Linked DNA regions of Homo sapiens: region 2 is linked to region 1. Evidence: read pairs that join two places in POLR2A ChIA-PET (ENCODE). Cell type or tissue: OCI-LY7. All regions are shown on one strand. Links, peaks and the distances in the headings refer to the core of each region. The heading gives the core; the rest is flanking DNA.

What was found. Peaks named below come from ENCODE experiments on the same cell type or tissue, not always from the same donor. Only the 100,000 strongest peaks of a DNase experiment are listed, where the experiment ranks them.
Region 2: POLR2A ChIA-PET joins it to region 1 with 5 read pairs; 8 of 35 experiments call an interaction of 5 or more read pairs at or near these places.

Annotation. Positions count from the first base shown.
Region 1 is chr12:56,652,513-56,660,959 of GRCh38, forward strand. No RefSeq gene overlaps it. Among named protein-coding and RNA genes, the nearest start is that of ATP5F1B, 11 kb to the left of the region's middle. RefSeq lists an enhancer at 5,455-5,504 and a silencer at 7,959-8,159. In OCI-LY7, for the core only: no CTCF peak of the experiment used is centred there; no DNase peak of the experiment used is centred there.
Region 2 is chr12:56,744,946-56,751,642 of GRCh38, forward strand. PRIM1 (DNA primase subunit 1) reads right to left here. Exons shown (of 13, transcript NM_000946.3): 2 at 6,093-6,250; 3 at 1,981-2,087; 4 at 1,836-1,909; 5 at 1,100-1,236. Among named protein-coding and RNA genes, the nearest start is that of PRIM1, 4.0 kb to the right of the region's middle. In OCI-LY7, for the core only: no CTCF peak of the experiment used is centred there; DNase peaks (open chromatin) are centred at 4,596 and 5,036; H3K4me3 peaks cover 2,195 bases; H3K27ac peaks cover 2,235 bases.

The DNA.
Region 1 (8,447 bases), core at 2,078-6,077:
TTCTAGAGTGATGCAGGAGTTACCCCTGCAAGGATGGTTATGTAAAAATGTCAAAAATAAATGGAACCTGAATGGAAAAAAAAAAAAAAAGTACAAGTTATTTTTCACAGGGGAATAGGAACCACACAGACCCACCCAATCTGGTTTCTTATCTGAAGTTAATTCCAAATGACTGTGCTCTGTAATTTAAAATTCATCTTGAAGTGAAAATTACATTTTCCACCAAATCCTTTCATTACTGCTATCCACATTGGTCATACCCCCACATCCTTCCAGTACTCTGGTAATTGGTGGAATGTGTTTTTTTGGTCTCTACTACATTTCTTGACAATCATCCCGGATTATTTCAAATTCCACGAAAAGAACCCATTCAATGCCCTGGCTTCAGAGATCCTCAACCACTTCAATTCCAATTAGTTTTTCACATTCCCATTTCACATAAGCAGCCTACTTCCACAGCCATTCCCAAGTTGAAATATTCTCTTTCAGAAATCCAATATTCCTTTCTTAGGTCACAATTTGGAAGCACTATTTATTACACAAGTAACATATGAACATATTCTAGGTGTACAGGATGAGTTCTTTCACCATTACTTCCAAAACTTCCACTGTCCTTCCCAAAAATGACCATTGAAAAAACTTTTTGCATACATTCCACTCACTTTCTGTTTCATATACATATAATGCAGGGTTCCCCAGTGCCTGGGCCACAGACCAGTACCCGTCCATGGCCTGTTAGGAACCAGGCCACACAGCAGGAGGAGAGTTGTGGTCGAGTGACCAAAGCTTCATCTGTATTTACAGCTTCTCCCCACTGCTCACGTTACCACCTGAATTCTGCCTCCTGTCAGATCAGTGATGGCATTAGATTCTCATAAAAATGGAAACCCTATTGTTGCGGGAAGTCAGGGACCCCAAACGGAGGGACCGGCTGAAGCCACAGCAGAACATAAATTGTGAAGATTTCATGGACATTTATTAGTTCCCCAAATTAATACTTTTATAATTTCTTACGCCTGTTTTTACTGCAATCTCTGAACAGAAATTGTGAAGATTTCATGTACATTTATCACTTCCCCAATCAATACTCTTATAATTTCCTATGCCTGTCTTTAATCTCTTAATCCCGTCATCTTCATAAGCTGAGGATGTATGTTGCCTCAGGATCCTGTGATAATTGCATTATCTGCACAGATTGTTTGTAGAGCATGTGTGTTTGAACAATATGAAATCTGGACATCCAAAAGGAACAGGATGGCTGCGATTTTCAGGGAACAAGGGAGATAACCATTGGGCCTGACTGCCTGTGGGGCCGGACAGAACAGAGTCATGTTTCTCTTCTTACAAAAGCGAATAGGAGTAATACCGCTGAGTTATTTTTCTCAGCAAGGAACAGCCCTGAGAAAGAGAATGCATTCCCAGGGGGAGGTCTCTAAAATGGCCGCTCTGGGAGTGTGTGTCTTATATGGTTATAGATAAGGGATGAAATAAGCCCTGGTCTCCTGTAGCACCCCCAGGCTTATTAGGATTAGGAAATTCCTGCCTAGTAAATTTTAGTCAGATCGGTTGTCTGCTCTCAAACCCTGTCTCCTGATAAGATGTTATCAATGACAATGTGTGCCCAGTGGGACATGAAACTTCATCAGCAATTCTAATTTTGCCCTGGTCCTGTGACCTCACTCTGCCCCTATTTGCCTTGTGATATTTTATTGCTCTTGAAGCATGTGATCTCTGTGACCCACACCCTATTCGTACACCCCTCCCCTTTTGAAATCCATAATAAAAACTTGCTGGTTTTGCAACTCAGGGGGCATCACGGATCCTGCTGACATGTGATGTCTCCCCCGGACACCCAGCTTTAAAATTGCTCTCTTTTGTACTCTTTCCCTTTATTTCTCAGACCGGCTGACACTTAGGGAAAATAGAAAAGAACCTATGTTGAAATATTAGGGGCTGGTTCCCCTGATACCCTATTGTTGTTTTTTGTTTTGTTTTTTGTTTTTTTTTTTTGAGACAGAGTCTCGCTCTGTCGCCCAGGCTGGAGTGCAGTGGCATGGTCTCAGCTCTCTGCAAGCTCTGCCTCCTGAGTTCATGCCATTCTCCTGCCTCAGCCTCTGGAGTAGCTGGAACTACAGGCACCCGCCACCACGCCTGGCTAATTTTTTTGTATTTTTTTTTAGTACAGACAGGGTTTCACCATGTTAGCCAGGATGGTCTCGATCTCCTCACCTTGTGATCCACCCGCCTCAGCCTCCCAAAGTGCTGGGATTACAGGCGTGAGTCACCGTGCCCTGCCGGAAACCCTATTGTTAACCGAGCAAGCAAGGGATCTAGGTTGCACACTCCTTATGAGAATCTAATGCCTGATGATCTGACACTGTCTCTCATCACCCTAAGATGGGACTGTCTAGTTGCAGGAAAACAAGCTCAAGGCTCCCACTGATTCTACATTATGGTCAGTTGTATAATTATTTCATGAACCATATCCCCCACCCCCATCCATGGAAAAATTGTCTTCCACAAAACCGGTCCCTGGTGACAAAAAGGTTGCTCACTGCAACCTCCACCTCCCAGGTTCAAGCAATTCTCCTGCCTCAGCCTCCCAAATAGCTGGGATTACAGGCACATGCCACCAGGCCCAGCTAATTTTTGTATTTTTAGTAGAGACGGGGGTTTCACCATGTTGGCCAGGCTGGTCTCGAACTCCTGACCTCATGATCCGCCTGTCTCAGCCTCCCAAAGTGCTGGGATTACAGGCATGAACCACCGTGCCTGACCCTAGTACTCCTTTAATACATATTCCTAAACATGTTGGCTTAAAATATGCTCACTTAAATAAGATTCTGCCAAATTGCCTTCGCAAACCATCTTGCTAATTTACCAGGTTCCCAGCATCTTTGCCAAAACTTTATTTTTAAAGGTGGCTAATATAATGAAATTATTGACTTAATTAACTTTTTTTGAGACGGAGTCTTGATCTGTCACCCAGGCTGGAGTGCAGTGGTGCGATCTTGGCTCACTGAAACCTCTGCCTCCTAGGTTCAAGTGATTCTCCTGCCTCAGCCTCATGAGTAGCTGGGACTACAGGCTCCCGCCACAATGCCTGGCTAATTTTTTTGTATTTTTAGTAGAGAAGGGGTTTCACCATATTGGCCAGGCTGGTCTTGAACTCCCGACCTCAGATGATCTGCCTGCCTTGGCCTCCCAAAGTGCTGGGATTACAGGCATGAGCCACTTTTTTTTTTTTTTTTTAGACAGGGTCTTGCTCTGTCTCCCAGGCTGCAGTACAGTGGAGTGATTACGGCTCACTGCAGCCTTCGCCTCCTGGGTTCAAGTAGTTCTTGAACTAGAACCTCCCAGGCTCAAGTAATCCTCCCACCTCTGCCTCCCGAGTAGCTGGGACCAGTCATATGCACACACCATCAGGCCCTGCTAATTTTTGTAAAGACAGGGTTTTGGCTGGGCATGGTGGCTCACGCCTGTAATTCCAGCACTTTGGGAGGCTGAGGTGGGCGGATCACAAGGTCAAGAGATCGAGACCATCCTGACAAACATGGTGAAACCCCGTCTCTACTAAAAATACAAAAAATTAGCTGGGCATGGTGGTGTGTGCCTGTAGTCCCAGCTACTTGGGAGGCTGAGGCAGGAGAATCGCTTGAAACCACCATAAGGTGGAGGTTGCAGTGAGCCAAGATCATGTCACTGCACTCCAGCCTGGGCAATGAGAGCGAAACTCTGTCTCAAAAAAAAAAAAAAAGGGGGGGTTTCAACATATTGCCCATGGCTACCTTCAAGTCTGGTGGTGGGACGGGGGTAGCTCAAGCAATCCATCTTCCTTGGCCTTCCAAAGTGTTGAGATGACAGGCATGAGCCACCACGCTCAGCTCTAATGGCTAGTAAGATGGAATATTTTCATGTTTGTTGGTCAGTTGTATATCTTCAGTTAATTACTTGTTTCCATCTTTTGTCAATTTTTTCCTTTTGGCTTGTCATGATTAAGTGTTCTTCAAATGCTTTGTTAAGCATGTTGTAAATGTTTTCTTCTAATGTTATCTTTTAATTTAGTGGTATGTTTTGACCTATTATTTATTTATTTTTTATTTTTTTGAGACGGAGTCTCGCTCTGTCACCCAGGCTGGAATGCAGTGGCACTATCTAGGCTCACTGCAAGCTCCACCTCCTGGGTTCACACCATTCTCCGGCCTCAGCCTCCCGAGTAGCTGGGACTACAGGTGCTCGCCACCACGCCCGGCTAATATTTTGTATTTTTAGTAGAGACGGGGTTTCACCATGTTAGCCAGGATGGTCTCGATCTCCTGACCTCGTAACCCACCTGTCTCGGCCTCCCAAAGTTCTGGGATTACAGGCATGAGCCACTGCGCCTGGCCTGTTAATTTTTATTATTATTATTTTTTGAGATGGAGTCTCACTCTGTTGCCCAGGCTGGAGTGCAGAAGCGCAGTTTCGGCTCACCACAACCTCTGCCTCCTGGGTTCAAGCAATTCTCCTGCCTCAGCCTCCCAAGTAGATGGGACTACAGGCATGCAGCACCATGCATGGCTAATTTTTGTATTTTTAGTAGAGACGGGGTTTCACTATGTTGGCCAGGCTGGTCTTGAACTCCTGACCTCGTTATCTGCCCGCCTCGGCCACCCAAAGTGCTGGGATTATAGGCATGAGCCACCTCACCCAGGCTTATTTATTTATTTATTTATTTATTTGTGAGACAATGTCTTGCTCTTTTGCCCAAACTGGAATGCAGTGGTGGGATCTCGGCTCACTGCAATCTCCACCTCCCTGGTTCAAATGATTCTCCTGCCTCAGCCTCCCGAGTAGCTGGGATAACAGGTGCCCACTACCATCCCCGGCTAATTTTTGTATTTTTAGTAGAGATGGGGTTTCATCCTGTTGGGCAGGCTGGTCTCAAACTCCTGACCTCAAGTGATCCACCTGCCTTGGCCTCCCAAAGTGCTGGGATTACAGGCATAAACCACCTCGCCAGGCGACTTTTCTGAGATGGAGTCTCACTCTGTTGTCCAGACTGGAGTATGGTGGCACGATCTCAGATCACTGCAACCTCTACCCTCTGGGTTCACATGATTCTCATGCCTCAGACTCCCGAGTAGCTGGGATTACAGGTTTGTGCCACCATGCCAGGCTAATTTTTTGTTTTTAGTAGAGAGGGGGTTTTACCATATTGTCCAGGCTGGTCTGGAATTCCTGGGCTCTAGCAATCCACCTGCCTTGGCTTCCCAAAGTGCTGGGATTACAGGCGTGAGGTACTGTGCCTGGCACATTGACCTATGTAATTTTTGATGTTAATTTTCTCTGTAGTATCCAAATTTATCATGCTTGGATTTCCCCATATCATCTTAGGCAAGTAAGAATTTGGTTAATGAATCATCAGTGGACCTGAAACCACCTACGTCAGTATCATCAAACTCTGCACTATCTAATATGGTAGTAACTAACCATATAGGATTATTTAAAAATTTTTGTTTTGTTTTTTGAGACAGGGTCTCTGTCACCCAGATTGGAGTTCAGTGGCATGATCTCAGCTCACTACAATCTCTGTCTCCCAGGCTCAAGGATCCTCCCACCTCAGCCTCTAGAGTAGCTGGGATCACAGGCATGCACCACCACACCATGGTTTTTTTTTTTTTTTTTTTTTTGTAGAGATGGGGTTTCACCATATTGCCCAGGCTGGTCTCCCTCCTGAGCTCAGGCCTTGGCTTCCCAAAGAGTTGGGATTACAGGTGTGAGCCATGGTGCCCAAACTGGATTATTTAAATTTAGTAAGATTTAATGTAATGGTTTTTTTTTTTTTTTTGAGACGGAGTCATGCTATGTTGCCCAGGGTGCAGTGGCACGATCTCTTTTCACCAAAACCTCTGCCTGCCGGGTCCAAGCGACTCCTCTGCCTCAGCCTCCCGAGCAGCTGGGACCACAGGTGCACACCACCACGCCCAGCTAATTTTTGTATTTTTAGTAGAGACAGGGTTTTGCCATATTGGCCAGGCTGGTGTCGAACTCCTGACCTCGTGATCTGCCCACCTTGGCCTCCCAAAGTGCTGGGATTATAGGCGTGAGCCACCGCACCTGGCCTGTAATGATTTTTATTTAAAAATCATTTCTTAATTGCACTAGCTTTTCAGGTCCTCAGTAGCTCTATTTGGCTAGTAGTTACCTATCGGACACTGGATATATGGAACATTTCCTTCATCACAAAACATCACACTGCACATGGCTATCTCAGTAGGACCAACCGAATGAGAACCTACGTTTTAGATCCAAAACAGTAATGAGACTTTGGCATACATCAGAATCACCCGGAGAGGCTTGACAGATCACTTGACCCCACCTCCAAAGTTTCTGATTTAGTAGGTCTATTTGGGGGCCAGAATTTGTATTTCTAATGAGTTCCTAGGCAAAACTAATCCTGCTAGTCTGGGGATCACATTTTAGGAATCACTGGTTTCTAGTTATCAATAATATTCCAAATCCCTGGCCCCACATGGACAAGCTTATCTCAGAGATAAGACCTAGGAATCCACATTATCACAAAAAACTCCATGATTTTGATTGTTTGAGAATAGGTTCAAGATGAATCACAGCGCAATAGAAATAGGGAAGTAACTAAAGCTATAAAGGCTAATTAGCTGTGAGGCCAGAGAAGGAACAGTGGTTGAGGGGCAGTTAGACTGCATGACACTTAGTTGTAGTATAAGCAGCTTTGCAGTTCTTTCACTCATGATGATGAGATACATAATGGGAATGGGTTGCTAAGTACTCAACTGAAGGCCATTGGATTTGAGATTAAGAAATTTAGGATTGGGGCTGGGCAGGGTAGCTCACGCCTGTAATCCCAGCACTTTGGGAGGCCAAGGTGGGCAGATCACCTGAGGTCGGGAGTTTGAGACCAGCCCGACCCACACAGAGAAACCCCATCTCTACTAAAAATACAATATTAGCTGGGCTTGGTGGCGCATGCCTATAATCCCAGCTACTTGGGAAGGCTGAGGCAGGAGAATCTCTTGAACCTGGGAGATGGAGGTTGCAGTGAGCTGAGATTACGCCACTGCACTCCAGCCTGGGCAACAAGAGCAAAACTCCGTCTCAAAAAAAAAAAAAAAAAAGAAAAGAAAAGAAATTCAGGATTGGCCTGGCACAATGGCTCAATCCTGTAATCCCAGCACTTTGGGAGGCTGAGGTGGGTGGATCACTTGAGGTCAGGCGTTTGAGACCAGCTTGGCCAACCAGGTGAAACCCCATCTCTACTAAAAATACAAAAATTAGCCAGGAGTGGTGGCACATGGCTGTAATCCCAGCTACTCAGAGAGCTGAGGCAGAAGGATCGCTTGAACCTGGGAAACAGGCTGCAGTGAGCCGAGATCATGCCTCCATGTCAAAAAGTGACTCCGTGTCTAAATAAATAAATAAATAAATAATTTAGGAGTGAGTTCTGGATAAGTTCTTCACATGAACAATGAAATTACCCAGACTGACAATACAACTTGCGAACAAATGATTTGTCACTTTAGACTATCTGGGAAGAGCAAAGCAAGCCTGGCAATATCATTATTTTTTTCTTTTTGAGATGGAGTCTAGTTCTGTCCCGTGGGCTGGAGTGCAGTGGCTTGATCTCAGCTCACTGCAACCTCCACCTCCTGGGTTCAAGCAATTCTCCTGCCTCAGCCTCCTGAGTAGCTGGGATTACAGGCGCATGCCACCATGCCCAGCTAATTTTTGTATTTTTAGTAGAGACAGCATTTCACTGTGTTGGCCAGGCTGGTCTCCAACTCCTAACCTCATGATCTGCCCGCCTCGGCCTCCCAAAGTGCTGGGATTACAAGCGTGAGCCACCGCACCCGGCCAAGCCTGGCAATATCTTAAATGAGTTGTCACCAAGCCTTATTTGACCACCTACATATACCTGGATTCCAGATCCCATTACCATTGCCTAAATTTAGCCCTTCATCTCTTACCACTTGAATTACTGCACAAACTTGTTTCTTTACCTCCAAATCCACCTGCAAAACATTACTCATGCTATGGTATTTCTGAAATGTATTTCACCATACTGTGTTGAGGGAAAGATATTTGGTGGCGATATACGACGCTTTTTACTAGCAGGAATAGACATTCAACATTTAATTGTGGTCAATGTTTAAATGAAACCCACAGATCAGCCTGGCCAACATGGTGAAACCCCATCTCTAGTAAAAATATAAAAATTAGCTGGGCATGGTGGCACACGCCTGTAGTCCCAGCTACTCGGAAGGCTGAGGCAGGAGAATTGCTTGAACCTGGGAATTCAGAGATTGCAGTGAGCCGAAATTGTGCCACTGCACTCCAGCCTCAGCGACAGAGCGAGACTCTGTCTCAAAAAAACAAAAAACAAAAAAACACAATTGTCCCTTGGTATATTCCAGAGGAGTGGTTTCATG
Region 2 (6,697 bases), core at 2,248-6,247, 93 kb after region 1:
TAAATACAAAAATTAGCCGGGTGTGGTGGCAAGTGCCTGTAATCCCAGCTACTTGGGAGGCTGAGACAGGAGAATTGCTTGAACCCGGGACGCGGAGGTTGTGGTGAGCCAAGATAGCGCCACTGCACTCCAGCCTGGGTAACAGAGCAAGACTCCGTCTCAAAAAAAAAAAAAAAAATTTGTAGGCTGGATGTAGTGGCTCACACCTGTAATCTCAGCATTTTGGGAGCCTGAAGTGGGAGGATAGTTTGAGTTTAGGAGTTCAAGAACACCCTGGGCAATATAGTGAGACCTTGTTTCTGCAAAAATTAAAAAATTGGCTGGGCGTGGTGGCGCATGCCTTTAGTCCCAGCTACTCAGGAGGCTGAGGTAGAAGGGTCACTTGAGACCAGGAGGTCAAGGCTGCAGTGAGCTGTGGTCACGTTACCGTACTCCAGCCTGGGTGACAGGGTGAGACCGTGTCTCAAAACAAAACAAAACAAAACAAAAAAAACCAAAAAAACAAACCAAAACCAAAACCAAACTTTAACATGTTCTATTATTTTATATATAATAAATCTATTTTATCTATTATTTTACATATGCCACAAAGCAAGATATTTATAGCAAAATAAAATGAAATATCTTAAAACATGTAGCTACTATGACTTTAAATGATCTATTGGTAAGATCATTTACTCTGCAATGTGAATGCCATTAAAGATAAGTTTTAGGCCAGTGTGGTGGCTCATGTCTGTAATCCCAGCACTTTGGGAGGCTGAGGTGGGTGAATCACCTGAGGCTAGGAGTTCTAGGCCAGCCTGGCCAACATGGCGAAACCCAGTCTTTACTAAAAATACAAAATTTAGCTGGGCACAGTGGCAGGAGCCTGTAGTCCCAGCTACTCGGGAGGCTGAGGCAGGAGAATTGCTTGGACCCAGGAAGCAGAGCTTGCAGTGAGCCAAGATCATGCCATTGCAGTCCAGCCTGGGCAACAGAGTGAGAGTCCATCTCAAAAAAAAAAAAAAAAGATAGTTTCATTTTCTTTGACAGTAAACATATCAGGCTTGGTAACATCTAGAAACTAAAGCAATGCAAATTAGAATTAAGAGGATCTTACCTTTACAAGGCTCAAATACTCAACTATCCCAGAACGTACTGCAGAAGACAGTTTTCTAACTGATTCATCACAGACCCAACAATGAACACCTCTCCTTCCAGAATATACCCAGAGACGATGCTTAAATCCAAAGTCCTCTGAGGAAGAGAGAAATAATAGGTTTTAAAACAAATCTATAAACTCCTTAATTAATGTATATTAAATTACTTGTTGTTTCCTGTGCTCCCCATGTTCTTGCTTCATCTCTTTACCCATCCTGGTCTCTCTGCTGGGAATTTCTTTCTTTTTTAAAAAACTATTTTATTAGGCCAGGTGTGGTAGCTCACGCCTGTAATCCCAGCACTCTGGGAGGCCGAGGTGGGCAGATCACGAGGTCAGGAGTTCGAGACCAGCCTGACCAACATGGTGAAACGCTGCCTCTACTAAAAATACAAAAATTAACTGGGCGTGGTGGCGTGCGCCTGTAGTCCCAGCTACTCAGGAGGCTGAGGCAGGAGAATCACTTGAACCCAGGAGGCAGAGGTTGCAGTGAGCCGACATTGTACCACTGCACTCCAGCCTGGCTGACAGAGTGAGACTCGTCACACACACACACACACACACACACACACACACACACACACACACACACAAATTAATGAGATTTGATCACAAAATACAGAGACTAATAGTTAATAGTAGTCAGAGGAAAACCGATTCTTACACTTGACCCCATTCAGAAACTGCTGATACTTGCCCTTCAATGCTCTGTCAATGATGCGTATGGCCATTGTCATGAGGGTCCAGCACTTAGGACATATGTCTGCAGAACTAAAGCAGAGTCATCATTACTCATTGTCAGTGATACCACCCACCCTAACAGCAAGACACACAGTGCTCACCTACAACATCTCCTCACATCGTCATAGTCTGTCATGTCAATGTCAAATACCAGTTCTTTTTCCTGAGCCTGGAAAGCTCCCAGCTTCACTGTATTGTGTTGATTGGGCTACAGATACAAAATATTGATCAGTTTCTATAAGAGCTGCCACACTGCTAAATCTGCTTATTTTCTACACATATGGAAAAAGTTGCCAAACAGAAATAAAGAGACTATATAATGCCAACTTTATGACAGTGAAAGTTCATTATTTTGGATCTTACACATACACTATTGATGAGAGTCTTAACTTTCACCAACTTAAAGCAGGGTTTAATGAATACATATCCATCATAAATGTTTGTTGGTCAATAAGGATAATAATAAAGCTGTTTTTAGTTTTCTGACAAGGGAACGTATACAAATAATGGCCTATTGCAAGGTGTTTTAAGAACCTTTACTTGTTACCATACATAGAAGTATTTAAAAATTTTTCAATAATTCAAAAAGATCTCCCCAATTAGTTTGAATTGAGACTTTATTATAAAGAGGCTATGAGAAGCTGGGCACAGTGGCTCATGCCTGTAATCCCAGCACTTTGAGAGGCTGAGGCGGGCAGATCACTTGAGGTCAGGAGTTTGAAACCAGCCTGGCCAATATGGTGAAACTGTCTCCCTACTAAAGATACAAAAAATAGCCGGGTGTGATGGCATATGCCTGTAGTCCCAGCTACTTGGGAAGCTGAAGCAGGAGTATCATTGAACCCGGGAGGTGGAAGTTGCTGTGAGTCAAGATCACGCCACTGCACTCCAGCCTGGGTGACAGAGCGAGACTCTGTCTCAAAAAAAAGAACCTGAGAGGTTAATTCCACCATAAGTTTTTATAACTGTAAGTCAGAAGGGAGTGATTACTGAGGAGATTCATAAAACTAAATCTTAGGCTGTCAGTAAGGAAAGATAAGAGGCGCAACCCAATTTATACCTCAGAACCCCCAAAAGGCTCAGGGATAGGTGATACCAGGTATTGTTGGAATGAGTAAGTGCGTGTTTAGTGAAGCTGAGATGAAAAACAGGAAGATTTTTCAAGGCCACCCTTGACTGAAGGAAAAAAAAAAGGAGGATTGGTTCAAAGCATAGTTAAGAAGCAGTTAGCTACCCAGATTCGTACACTTAGCTTGCAGAGCTAGGTGACTGCTCTTTCATTTCCCTGGCAGAAGACACCTGAATTATTTTCCAGAGAGCATAAAACAGAAGGTCCCTGGACTTGGACAACAAGTACAATTGAAGAGTGTGTTGTATTGATATTACAAATTGATATTAGGGGAATAATTAGACATTTATATGTGGAATGTTAAGACCCAGCCCTTTCCACCCACTTCTGTACTCTTCCACTACCAACTCAGGCAGGAAGCTAGAAGATTTCTCTCTAAATAATCTGAACAGGGCTGGGCGCAGTGGCTCACGACTGTAATCTCAGCACTTTGGGAGGCTGAGGCGGGCAGATCACGAGGTCAGGAGATCGAGACCAACCTGGCTAACATGGTGAAACCCCGTCTCTACTAAAAATACAAAAAATTAGCCAGGCGTGGTGGCACACACCTGTAATCCCAGCTACTCGGGAGGGTGAGGCAGGAGAATCGCTTGAACCCGGGAGGCGGAGGCTGCAGTGAGCCGAGATCATGCCACTGCACTCCAGCCTGGATGACAGAGCGAGACTCTGTCTCAAAAAAAAAAAAAAAAGCTTTAGCTAAAAGAAAGTGGTTGCTTCTGGGTCTGGGTGTGGTAGCTCATGCTTGTAATCCCAGCATTTTGGGAGGCCAAGGCGGGTGGATCACTTGAGGTCAGGAGTTCGTGACCAGCCTGGCCAACATGGCAAAACCCCGTCTCTACTAAAAAACACAAAAATTAGACAAGTGTGGTGGTATGCGCCTATAATCCCAGCTACCCGGGAAGCTGAGGTGGGAGAATCACTTGAAACCGGGAGGCAGAAATTGCAGTGAGCTGAGACTAGCCACTGCACTCCAGCCTGGGCAAGAGAGCTAGACTTGTCTCAACAAAAGAAAGAAAGAAAGTAGTTGCTTCTGGGTAGCAAAAAATGAGGGGGAAGGGTAGCAGAATTTTTTTTAGACAGGGTCTCACTCTGTCGCCCAGGCTGGAGTGCAGTGGCGTGATCTTGACCCACTGCAACCTCCACCTACCGGGTTCAAGCAATTCTCCTGCCTCAGCCTCCTGAGTAGCTGGGACTGTAGGCATGTGCCACCGTGCCCGGCTGTTTTTGTATTTTTTGGTAGAGACAGAGTTTTACCATGTTGGCCAGGCTGGTCTTGAACTCCTGACCTCAAGTTATCTGCTCGCCTCAGCCTCTCAAAGTGCTAGAGTTACAGGTGTGAACCACCGGCCCAGCCTGGTAGCAGATTTTTTAAAAGCCGAATAGAAGTACTTGATTTTGTAAACCATGTGCATACATAACTGACAAAAATCACAAAACAAAACACAAAAAGTAAATAAAGGTCTATAGATGCTTCTGTCTTGGCCCAAGAAAAAAATGAGACGTTTTCTCCCTTTAGAAATTAAGGAGAAGGAAGTAGAGAGTGGCACCCTAACCCTTCTTAGAAGTTCATTTTCAGTTTTATTCTCAACCTATAAAGGGGAAGTAAAACAACTCCAAAGTATTTTTTTCTGCCTGCCTTTTATTACCTCTTCTCCCCTTACTTTGATGATGAGAGACGGGTCTGGGATTTAGAGTCAGAAACCCTGGGTTTAAGTGCCAGCTCTATCATTTAGAAATTGTGTGTGAGCTTGTGCAAACTATTCAAGTTCTCTGGGCCTGTTTCCTCCTTTGTAAAAAGAATGAGGATTGATACAAGTAACAAGTTATATAACATGAAAAACTCCACATAAAAGCTATTATGCTATGTATGTATTCCCTCCACCCACCAGTGTATATATTTGAGAAGGGGAAGAAGGGCAATTTTGGTTTGTTCATTCACTCAACAAATATTTATAGTGTACTGTCTCTTGCCAGGCACTCTTCTAGGGTACTTAGAATATACCAGTGGCAGGGGGTGGGAGGAGTGGCAGGTTTTAGTAGACCTCACTGAGAAGGTGCTATTTGAGCAAAGATTTGAAGGAGGTGAGGGGATGAACCAAGTATAGAAATGGGTTTTAGGCAGTGGAAACAGCTTGAGCAAGGGTCAGTGTGGCAGGAATGAATGAGGGGGAGAGAAGGACTTTTAGTCAGTGAAATGAGCAGCCACCAGAGAATGTTTTCAGCAGAGGAATCACAGATTCTGAGTTGTTTTAAAAGGATTACTCTAGCTTCTGTATTGACAATGGACTCTAGATTCTACAAAGGCAAACTGTTAGGAGGTTTTTACAGTAATTCAGATGAGATGATAATGTTGGTAGCACTGGTAGTAGTGGCTGGATTTTAGATACACTTATGGTAGAGCCAAAGGGATTTCCTAATAGAATGGGTATGGGAATGTGAGAAAGAGAGGAATCAAGAATAACTCCAGGGGTATGAAGGAAAAAGAATATAAATGTTTATTATGACTGAACTGTACACTTAAACGTGGTAAAGATAATAAGTTTTATATGTATATTTGACCTCAATAAAAATAAACAATTAAAAGAAAAAAAGAATAACTTCCATGGTGGAAGAGAATGTAATTCTCTTTTATTTCCCTCTTTTTTTTTTTTTTTGAGGCCAAGTCTCGCTCTGTCGCCCAGACTGGAGTGCAATGGCGCGATCTTGGCTCACTGCAACCTCCACCTCCCGGGTTCAAGCGATTCTCCTGCCTCAGCCTCCTCAGTAGCTGGGATTACAGGCGCGTACCACCACGCCCGGCTAATTATTTCCCTTTCCTAAATCATGTCGACTTCCTCTTCCTAGTAGCTAGATACTCAATTTTTTTTGTCCTAGTAAAAATGCAACCAATTCACTCCCAAATGATTTCATCAGTAATGCAGAACGTCAAAGAACAAAAAAGGATTAATCACTTGCCAAACAATTAAAAAGTGGCTTTTCATCTAGAATAAACTCTAAAAATTTAATCTCAAAACGCAAGAGGAATCAACCCATTCTTGGTTTACAAAATAAAACAACAAAATATATTAAAAAAAGATTTCTTACTCTGTGAGAATATACTGCGCCTATATCAATCTTGTATGGATTCATTTTCTGCATCTCCTTTTCCAGATCACTCTGGTTGTTGAAGGATTGGTAGCGAATGTAAATATCATCTTTCAATGTGAATGAAAATTCACGGTGTTGAAAGTAATTCTTTATCACTGCAAAATAAATGTACATTTTAAAGTTAATTTGCTACTTTATTTGGCTCAGGGCATTATAATTTTAGCCAATGAGAAGTTTTTTTTTTCGGTGAGGGAATCTTGCTTGCTTCCTGCTCTGTCGCCCAGACTGGAGTGCAGTGGCTCGATAAAGGCTCACTGCAACCTCCGCCTCCCGGGTTCAAGGGATCCTACCACCTCAGCCTCCCGAGGCTGTAGCTGGGACTACAGGCATGCGACCCACCATGCCCAGATAATTTTTGTATTTTTTGTAGAAACGGGGTTTCACCATGTTGGCCAGGCTGGTCTCGAATTCCTGACCTCAGGTAATCCGTCCTCCTCGGCTTTCCAAAGTGCTGGGATTATAGGCGTAAGCCACGGCACTCGGCCCGAGAAGATGTTTTTAATGAGCCCCCTATGCTCAACACCGTGGTAGATGTAAAAGAA